2 separate regions of the Homo sapiens genome follow, and region 2 is linked to region 1. The links are chromatin contacts, found by Hi-C or POLR2A ChIA-PET in ENCODE. All regions are on one chromosome and are shown on one strand. The core of a region is the stretch at or near the end of the contact, and the rest is flanking DNA. Distances in the headings are between cores, read along the strand shown.

The links. A loop is a pair of places that touch in the nucleus more often than their neighbours do. ChIA-PET counts read pairs that join two places held with the same protein, here RNA polymerase II (POLR2A).
Region 2: a map of psoas muscle shows a loop between it and region 1 (19-fold over the local background). The contact joins the promoter of DCDC2 here to the enhancer-like site in region 1. A Hi-C loop is called at or near these places in 1 of 168 maps with a recorded cell type or tissue (psoas muscle). POLR2A ChIA-PET finds 5 or more read pairs at or near these places in 1 of 52 experiments (activated CD4-positive, alpha-beta T cell).

What each region holds. Positions count from the first base shown.
Region 1 is chr6:21,107,057-21,111,743 of GRCh38, forward strand. CDKAL1 (CDKAL1 threonylcarbamoyladenosine tRNA methylthiotransferase) reads left to right here. Exons shown (of 16, transcript NM_017774.3): 13 at 1,345-1,407. Among named protein-coding and RNA genes, the nearest start is that of LINC00581, 400 kb to the right of the region's middle. Within about 2 kb of position 2,696, at least 5 of the 41 ENCODE cell types and tissues checked have a DNase peak (open chromatin) inside an H3K27ac peak, as active enhancers do.
Region 2 is chr6:24,355,792-24,360,478 of GRCh38, forward strand. It overlaps DCDC2 (doublecortin domain containing 2), which reads right to left and starts at 2,268. Exons shown (of 10, transcript NM_016356.5): 1 at 1,667-2,268. The coding sequence starts at 1,959. It overlaps KAAG1 (kidney associated DCDC2 antisense RNA 1), which reads left to right and starts at 1,112. Exons shown (of 1, transcript NR_174942.1): 1 at 1,112-2,494. RefSeq lists enhancers at 3,993-4,581, 4,415-4,504 and a silencer at 4,125-4,274.

The DNA.
Region 1 (4,687 bases), core at 1,446-3,945:
CCTGCCTCAGCCTCCCAAGTAGCTGGGACTACAGGCACCCGCCACCGTGCCCGGCTAATTTTTTGTGTTTTTAGTAGAGACGGGGTTTTACCGTGTTAGCCAGGATGGTCTCGATCTCCTGACCTTGTGATCCGCCCACTTCGGCCTCCCAGAGTGCTGGGATTACAGGCGTGAGCCACCGTGCCCGGCCAAAAAAGCCACTTTTATATTAACTAGTTGGCTGTAATAAGAGAACCTCATACTTCTTGGTTGTCACAGATACACTAAGGAGCAGGGGATGGAGAGGGGACTCATGTAATGCCTGGGTTCAGCTCAAGAACACGTCATTAGAAATGAAAAGAGCGTTCTCTTTCTTTTTTCTTTCTTTCTTTTGTTTTGTTTTGTTTATTGAAATGGAGTCTCCCTCTGTTGCCCAGGCTGGAGTGCAGTGGTACAATCTTGGCTCACTGCAACCTCTGCCTCCCAGGTTCAAGTAATTCTCCTGCCTCAGCTTCCTGAGTAGCTCAGATTACAGGTGTCCACCACCACACCCAGCTAATTTTTTTTTGTATTTTTAGTAGAGACTGGGTTTCTCCATTTTGGCCAAGCTGGTCTCGAACTCCTGGCCTCAAGTGATATACCTGCCTCGGCCTCCCAAAATGCTGGGATTACAAGCATGAGCCACCATGCTCGGCCAAAAGAGCCTTCTCTTCATAACTAATCTATGAGGCTTATGTGTCATCATTACAGATATTAAGAGTTATATGCCTGTATAACTCATACATTCATTTATTCATTAACTTAGCCAGTATTTATTGAGTGCCTGCTGTGTGTAAAACACCATGCAGGGTACCTAGGCTATATAGCAGTGACACAGTAAAGGTATCCTCATAGCTGCAAGCTCCAGCAGACAGACCCAAGCTGTAACCAGGAAGCCTGAAGGAGGTGTATCGTTTAAATGAATGCATGTCTGTGCCCAATTCTGAGTAACAGCAGTTGGTATTACAATGAAATCGGAAGTGCCCTGTGTATTAAATTTTCTTTCGTTTTCAGTGTTTTCTTCATTTTAGTCTGTTATGTATTTTCAAATACAGTTTTTGATGATGATTAGTGTTTTAGTTATGAAATCTTCTAGGAAGAGGTCACCTGGTTGCTCTGTGATAATGACCCACATAACCATAAAGTGACTTTGGTTTTTAGTTGCACCCCTGTGTCTTCTCAGCCTCCACAAAGGAAGAATCTCTTAAAAAAAAAAAAAAAAAACTTTATGTATGTAGAGATATATACACACATGTATATTTTTTATCTGCTGTCAACTCAATTGTTTGTATGTTGGTTTTTTGTTTTTTTTGTTTTTTTTCACAGAAAAAGCAAAGGACAAAAGATCTTTCTCGGGTGTTTCATTCTTACAGTCCATATGATCACAAGGTAAGAGAAGCATGTTAATAGCATATTAAGTATTAAAGTCTTTCCGAATGTATAGTACAATTTTCACCAACATATGGTGATTCTGAAATACACTTACCAATTACATTTATATTTCAATTTAAATTTTTTAGCTCTTTATCCCTTTTAAAGAAAACAGAAATGTTATATTTCTGAACTATAATAATTATATTTTATTCACATTGAAATCTAGTTACATATTGGCACTGAAATCTCAAAGACAGTGAAAAGACACATTTTGGGGTGTATTTTGGTTGGTTGGTTTTTGTTTTTTCTTTCCAAACACTGTACTGGAGGAACTTGGGTTTTGGATTGGTAAAGATAATTGAAATGCTGACTGCAAAACTTGATTCTTCATTCCTCCTGATAGAAAGTTATTTTTCTAAATGAAAATCCTAATAAAAATTAGTACATAGCATCATGTCTGAAATATCTACTGCCTGGAGCTTTGCTACACAGAAAATGACCAAATAACGTGACGACCCACATGTACCCATCCCACAGCTTCATAGATTCATAGTCCGTCTGTGTCATTTATACCCTACCTTCTCCATCCCTCATGTTTGAAAAATTCCTAGACATCTTTTCACTTGTAAGTATTTTACAATATATTTGTAAAAGATAAGCACTCTTTTAAAAAGAAAAAATATGTAGCCATTTTTAAGAAAATGCTTAACTCCACATCTTCATGGGGAAATAGATTACAAGGTTTCAGAGACTTGTGCAAAACTTCTAAACCATGTAGGATTCCAGTAAATCTGTTAATTCGAGGTGATTTCAGAAGCAAACAAAAAATTTGCACAGTTGAAATGCTAATATAAACTTAAATCTTTATCTATGAATTTATAGGGAGACATGTGGTAGGGATTTTTTAACTAGCCAAAGTAAGTAGTGTGAAAACTACTTTCCTCAGTTGAAAATACAGAGATGTCTGGATTCAGGAGGGAAAAATTGTGCCAGTTCATAGAAGTTGAAAGAATTTGAAACACTAGCTTCTAGTGTTTCTATAGTGACCAATTGACTTAAGCACCAAAAACTCGTAAAAGAGATGTTTATGCTTCATGTGACCATGGTGATATGTAATACTAAAACTTATATCATTCCAAGTTACATTTTTCAAGCTAAATCAGTCACATTGCAGAATGCAGCAATTTGTTTGAAAGAGATTGAGAGAGCCAATAGGGTCTGACAATGCAGACAGAAGGAGCAGGCTGATAAGTAATACAACAGCAAAAGGAATGAGATTGGCCAGATTTCTGAAGGTAGTGTTGCATTTTTTTTTAGATGAAGCCACTTAATGAACATAAGTGCAGCAGTGGCTAAAGTTAACATTTAACAACAACAACAAAAAAGGCGATGGCAAATCAGAGGTTTTGCCTGGCTTGTCTAAATTTCGCCCACTTGTAACATTTTTAAATTCGCAGTTAAGGGAAATTCCATTCTTCTTTTATTAGAACTCTTAATGGAACCTAGCCATTTGCAGCTTCTACCGGCTTCCTCCTCATATCCTTTGTGGCATTGTATCAAAGTCACCTCAGATTATTTTGGCTTCCCTTCATTCCTCTACAACTTAGTCATCAGGCAGTGAGGAATTGAATCTAAATGCTTGATGGAGTTCCTTTTGATCTTTAAGATTGGTAATAAATTATTGTAAATAGCTAGACTGCTTGATGAGTGCCTTTTGAAGCTCCTAAGTTTTGGTCTGTTGCCATTCTGTTTTATTCTGGATGTACAGTAGTGAAGGAAAATGGAAAAGTTTTATTCCAGGCAGCTCCCGGCCTCCTTAGTAGCCTTTACCTACTTTTCTAAGTTCCATCCAGGCAAATCTATCCATGTTACTTTTAATATTGTCTCTCACTGATTGGAATGTCCACAAAGACTAGAACCATAGGGATAAAGTAACATGCACTATTTTCCCAATCTGAGAATGTTGCTATTTTTCCCCGCATGAATTAATAGAGGGTTGTGTTTAAAGTTATTTTGTCATTTGAATTACCCACTTATATTCAAGCAAATTGGTTTTCTAGGCAGATAGGTTTTAGTGTAAAGTGTTTTACAAGGTGTGGTTAAAGTTGGTTTAGACATCTCATGCTCAGTGAGATTTCTGGCGTGATCCTTATGAAAATATATACATATATTGTCAGTGAAAGCTTTTATGAAATACAACATCAGTTGTTTGGGGTTTGCTTTAATGCAGGCTGGTGTATTGGCTTATGCCGGTAATCCCAGCACTCTGGGAGTCTGAAGCTGGAGGATCACTTGAGCGCAGGAGTTTGAGACCAGCCTGAGCAACATTGTGAAACTCTGTCTCTATTTAAAAAAAATAAAAATTAAAAATTAGCCAGGCATGGTATTGCACACCTGTAGTCCTAGCTACCGGGGACAGGTTTAGGCAGGAGGATCACTTGAGCCCCGGATTTCAAGTTACTGTGAGCTATGACTGCACCATTTTACTTCAGCCTGGGCAACAGAGCAAGACCCCGTCTCTAAAAGAACATTTTTTTTTAAAATAATTTCAAAGAGCAGAGTGGATAGGGTACAATAAAATAAGATTGCCCATGTGTTGGTGATTATCAAAACTAAATGATGTTTGGGGGGTGTTCATTATTTTATTCTGCATTTTTCTATATGATTGAAATGTTTCATAATAGAAAGATACAAAAAGTAAAATAAACTATGGTCTGCTCCTGGGAGTGAATGTTGTGACGGTTTGCCTCTCTAGCTATATTCATTTTAATGTTCATTTTCCCCTTGACGTAAGTTTATGCCAAAAAAAGAATAGTCAGCATTTTAGTGGATTCATCATGCTGAGTAAACTCAGAAATGCAACTCCTATTCTAAACTTGGCAAAATTTCCTTCGGGTTTCATCCCAAATTATAGTGGGTCACTTAAATGACAGCTTTGCCTACTAGAAACTGTTAAAACAGTTGTAATTACAAAGGGTAGTTAGTGCAACCATTTTGTTCTCAGTGAGTCAGTTGTATTTGCTCTTCTTTCCTTCCCCCAACCAAGATTGCTCCTGCCTGACCCCAGACACAGGAAAGTCACCAGGTTAAACAAACGTGTTGTTTGAGTGAGCCCAGGTGCATTTCTTAATCATACCCCAAAGCCATTGTTTAGGTTGTAAATGGTCAGTTGGTTTTCTCTTAAATGCTGTTGCAAAAAGCAAATAAAGCTAGGAGCAAAATGTGTACCCAGAATAAGGCTTAGAAAATACTTTATTTCTTGCACTAAGAAATGTTGCTTGAGACTAGAAGAATT
Region 2 (4,687 bases), core at 1,018-3,517, 3.2 Mb after region 1:
ATAATAGAATACCTAGAACTCAATTTAAACAAATATAGGAGAAGAAGGATTACATTCAAGAATTTTAGTGATATTTTGAAAAATATTTCTATGTAGTTATAAGACTTTATTTGAATTTTAATTATTAAGAATCCAATAATGCTTATGAATTCATAAGCTTAGATTTATGGTCAAGGCTTTTTTCTATCCTGGGGCCCAAGATGAATTTCAATTAAAATGTTCTATTAAACTATGGAATACAGAGTTACCATGTGATCCAGCAATTTCACTCTTAGGTATACACCAAAGAGAAATGAAAACTTGTACACAAATATTCATAGATGCATTATTCATAATAGTTAAAATGTGAAACAACCCAAATATACATCAAACTGATAAATGGATAAGCATGGATATAAAAGGTAATATACCCAAATCATGGAATGTTATTCAACAATAAAAAGAATGAAGTATTGATGTATGATACAACATGGATGAACCTTGAAAATGTTACAGTAAGTGAAATAAGCCAGACATAAAGACCATATACCGTATGATTCCATTTATATGATATGTCCAGAATAGACAAATCCATAGATTCAGAAAATAGATTAGTGGTTTCCAGATGACAGGGGACAGAGGAAACTGGGAGGTACAAATGTTTTGGCGGGAGGGGTGGAAATGAACTACAATTAGTTGGTGGTGATGGTTGCACAACTCTGAATACACTGAAAGCCAATGAAATGGTTGGACTTCATGCCATGAGAAATCTATCTCAATAAAGCTGTAAAAAAAAAATGGAATGTAAAATTCTACCTGTCCTATAATGACCACCCCAACCAACTCTCAACTCACAATTCCCACATAACTTTATTTTTCTATGCACATATCCCTTTGTAGCTTGCATTAAAATTGTTAGTGTGCAGGTAGTCCAGTTAGACTGAAAGCTCCTAAAGACAAGGAATCATGCCTTGCTCATCTTTGTTCCCTGAACTGACGGTTTCTTAATTCACTGAACACTCACTATGAGTGAGCTCAAGAGCTGGGAATAAGGACCCCTGCCCTTGAAGGTCTAATCACGTTGCTGGAGACAGACAGTCGACAAATACAGTCAGCCAGTAAACTCTTCCTGCATTATGCTAACAGCATAAACATGCAGGGGGTGGGAGCAGGGTCACAAAAGTGAGTGTTGTCAATTCTACTTGGAATGAAAGGTTGAAATAATTTAAACAGTACGGGAAATGCAGAGCAATTTTCTCCTCTGGTGACAATATAGTGTCCAACACTTGGAAGTGATTTTTAAGAATGTTTATTTAAATTAAAAGGATGGATTTCCAAGGAAAAAAAATAAGGAAAAGGAAAGAAAAAACTGAACAGAAAACGCAAAAGTATCAGTTTGGTCACTAACCTTTGCAAGGATACCTTTTTATTTTCTTTAAGATTCCTGTTGTTTATACACAGATTTTAAGTTTACTCCTACTGCTGACCCAAGTGAAATTCCTTCTCCAGTCACAGTGTCAACCTCTACCCCCCAACTGCAACGAGAGTTTTGAGGGGCATCAATCACACCGAGAAGTCACAGCCCCTCAACCACTGAGGTGTGGGGGGGTAGGGATCTGCATTTCTTCATATCAACCCCACACTATAGGGCACCTAAATGGGTGGGCGGTGGGGGAGACCGACTCACTTGAGTTTCTTGAAGGCTTCCTGGCCTCCAGCCACGTAATTGCCCCCGCTCTGGATCTGGTCTAGCTTCCGGATTCGGTGGCCAGTCCGCGGGGTGTAGATGTTCCTGACGGCCCCAAAGGGTGCCTGAACGCCGCCGGTCACCTCCTTCAGGAAGACTTCGAAGCTGGACACCTTCTTCTCATGGATGACGACGCGGCGCCCCGCGTAGAAGGGGTCCCCGTTGCGGTACACAAGCACGCTCTTCACGACGGGCTGAGACAGGTGGCTGGACCTGGCGCTGCTGCCGCTCATCTTCCCCGCTGGCCGCCGCCTCAGCTCGCTGCTTCGCGTCGGGAGGCACCTCCGCTGTCCCAGCGGCCTCACCGCACCCAGGGCGCGGGATCGCCTCCTGAAACGAACGAGAAACTGACGAATCCACAGGTGAAAGAGAAGTAACGGCCGTGCGCCTAGGCGTCCACCCAGAGGAGACACTAGGAGCTTGCAGGACTCGGAGTAGACGCTCAAGTTTTTCACCGTGGCGTGCACAGCCAATCAGGACCCGCAGTGCGCGCACCACACCAGGTTCACCTGCTACGGGCAGAATCAAGGTGGACAGCTTCTGAGCAGGAGCCGGAAACGCGCGGGGCCTTCAAACAGGCACGCCTAGTGAGGGCAGGAGAGAGGAGGACGCACACACACACACACACACAAATATGGTGAAACCCAATTTCTTACATCATATCTGTGCTACCCTTTCCAAACAGCCTAATTTTTCTTTTCTCTCTTCTTGCACCTTTACCCCTCAATCTCCTGCTTGCTCCCAAATTAAAGCAATTAAGTTCCTGGATGTAGTTGCCCAGGTTTTTCTTTGCTGGAAGATAAATGTGCAAAGCCAGATGCGGTGGCTTACGCCTGCAAATTCCAGTACTTTGAGGGGCCCAGGCGGGAGGGCTGCCTAAGACCAGGAGTTCTAGACCAGCCTGGGAAACACAGGGAAAGCCCCCGTCTCTATAACGCGCCTGTGATCCCCTGAGGCAAGGAGTTTGAGACCAGCCTGACCCGGTCTCTACAATTAAAAAAAAAAAAAAAAAAAAAAAGTAGGTGGGCAGGGTATTCGCCTGTGGACCCAGCTATCTCGGAGGCTGAGGCGGGAGGATTGTTTGAGCCCAGGAGGTCGAGGCTGCAGTAACCTATGATTTTGCCACTGCACTCCAGCCTGGGCGACACAGCAAGACCCTGTCTTAGAAAATAAAATATATATTTTTTTTATATATATATTTTATATATTTTATTTTATATATATTTTATTTATTTATTTATATATTATATATTTTTATATATAATATATAAAATATATATTTTATATATTATATATAAATATATATATTATATTTATATATATATTTATATATTATATATAATATATATAATATATATGTATTATATATATTTATATATATAATATATTATATATTATATATATTATATATTATATATTTTATATATTATATATTATATATTATATATTATATATTTTATACATTATATATTATATATTATATATTTTATATATTATATATTTTATATTTTATATTTTATATATATTATATATTTTATATATCATATATATTATATATCATATATTTTTATATATTATATATTTTATATATTATATATTATATATATTATATATTTTATATATATTATATATTTTATATATTTTATATATTTTATATATATTTTATATATTTTATATATTATATATATTTTATATATTATATATTTTATATATTTTATATATTTTATATATTATATATAATATATATTTTATATTTTATATATATTATATATTTTATATTTTTTATATATATTATATATTTTATATTTTTATATATATTATATATTATATATATTTTATGTATATTATATATTATATATATTTTATATATTATATATTATATATATTTTATATATTATATATTATATATATTTATATATACTATATAGTATATATATTTATATATACTATATAATATATATTTTATATATAATATATTATATATATTTTATATATTATATATATTTTATATATATTTTTTATATATTTTATATATATTATATATTTTTATATATATATTTTATATATATTATATATATTCAGAGAGAGAAAGAGAGAATCCGGGTACCGTGACTCATGCCTGTAACCCCAGCACTTTGGGAAACTGAGGCAGGAGGCTCACTTGAGCCCGGGAGTTTGAGACCAACCTGAGCAGCACAGCAAGACCCCATCCCGGAAGGAGGGAGGGAAGGAAGGAAGGGAAAAATAACATTTAAGTGAATGAATGAATGAATGAGAAACAGAGCGAAGACTCGCGTGTCTAGGACCCCTAACCCCCTCCCCGATGATCAGCGCCGCCTGGCGGCGAAGCTCGGGTGCGCATCACGTGAAGACAGCAGGCAGCGCGCAAGCGGGGCCCTGGTTGGGGAGGCGGGCCCAGGAGGTGCCCTCCGCCGTAGTACCTACCGACACTCGCGTGCTGGAGAGGGGAGGGGAGCTCGGGCGCCGGCCGCGCGGGGGCGGGGCGGTGCGGCTCGGGTGGCACAGTGGTGAACTCTGCGGCGGCTGCGCGCCGCTCACGCTGTTCCTCCAGCTGCTGTTACCTCTGCGGGCCTCTCTCACCCAAGGGGAACGGAGTTGTTATTTCCCGCTGTTTCCATAGCAACCGCAGCCTCGCGCGGGGAGCGAGTCAGTGAACCAGGCCTGGCTTGCGCCTGGCTCCTTGGGATATGCTGGCTGCGTGGGGCAGAGGCGGAAGAACAGGGGTTTGGAGGAAGAGGGAGAAACAGGTGACATGATCATGCGCTCATTCATCATGCGCTCATTCAGTAAATGGACGCCTGCTGTGTGCAAGGCCCTGTGCTAGTTGGGGCCACGGCGGTGAAAAGGAAAACCTACAAAATTTTGAGTGCCTACCCTGTGCCAAGCTTTACGCCAGGGAAAGGATTTTTTCACTGCCGCAAGAAGGCTAAATGTCTGACT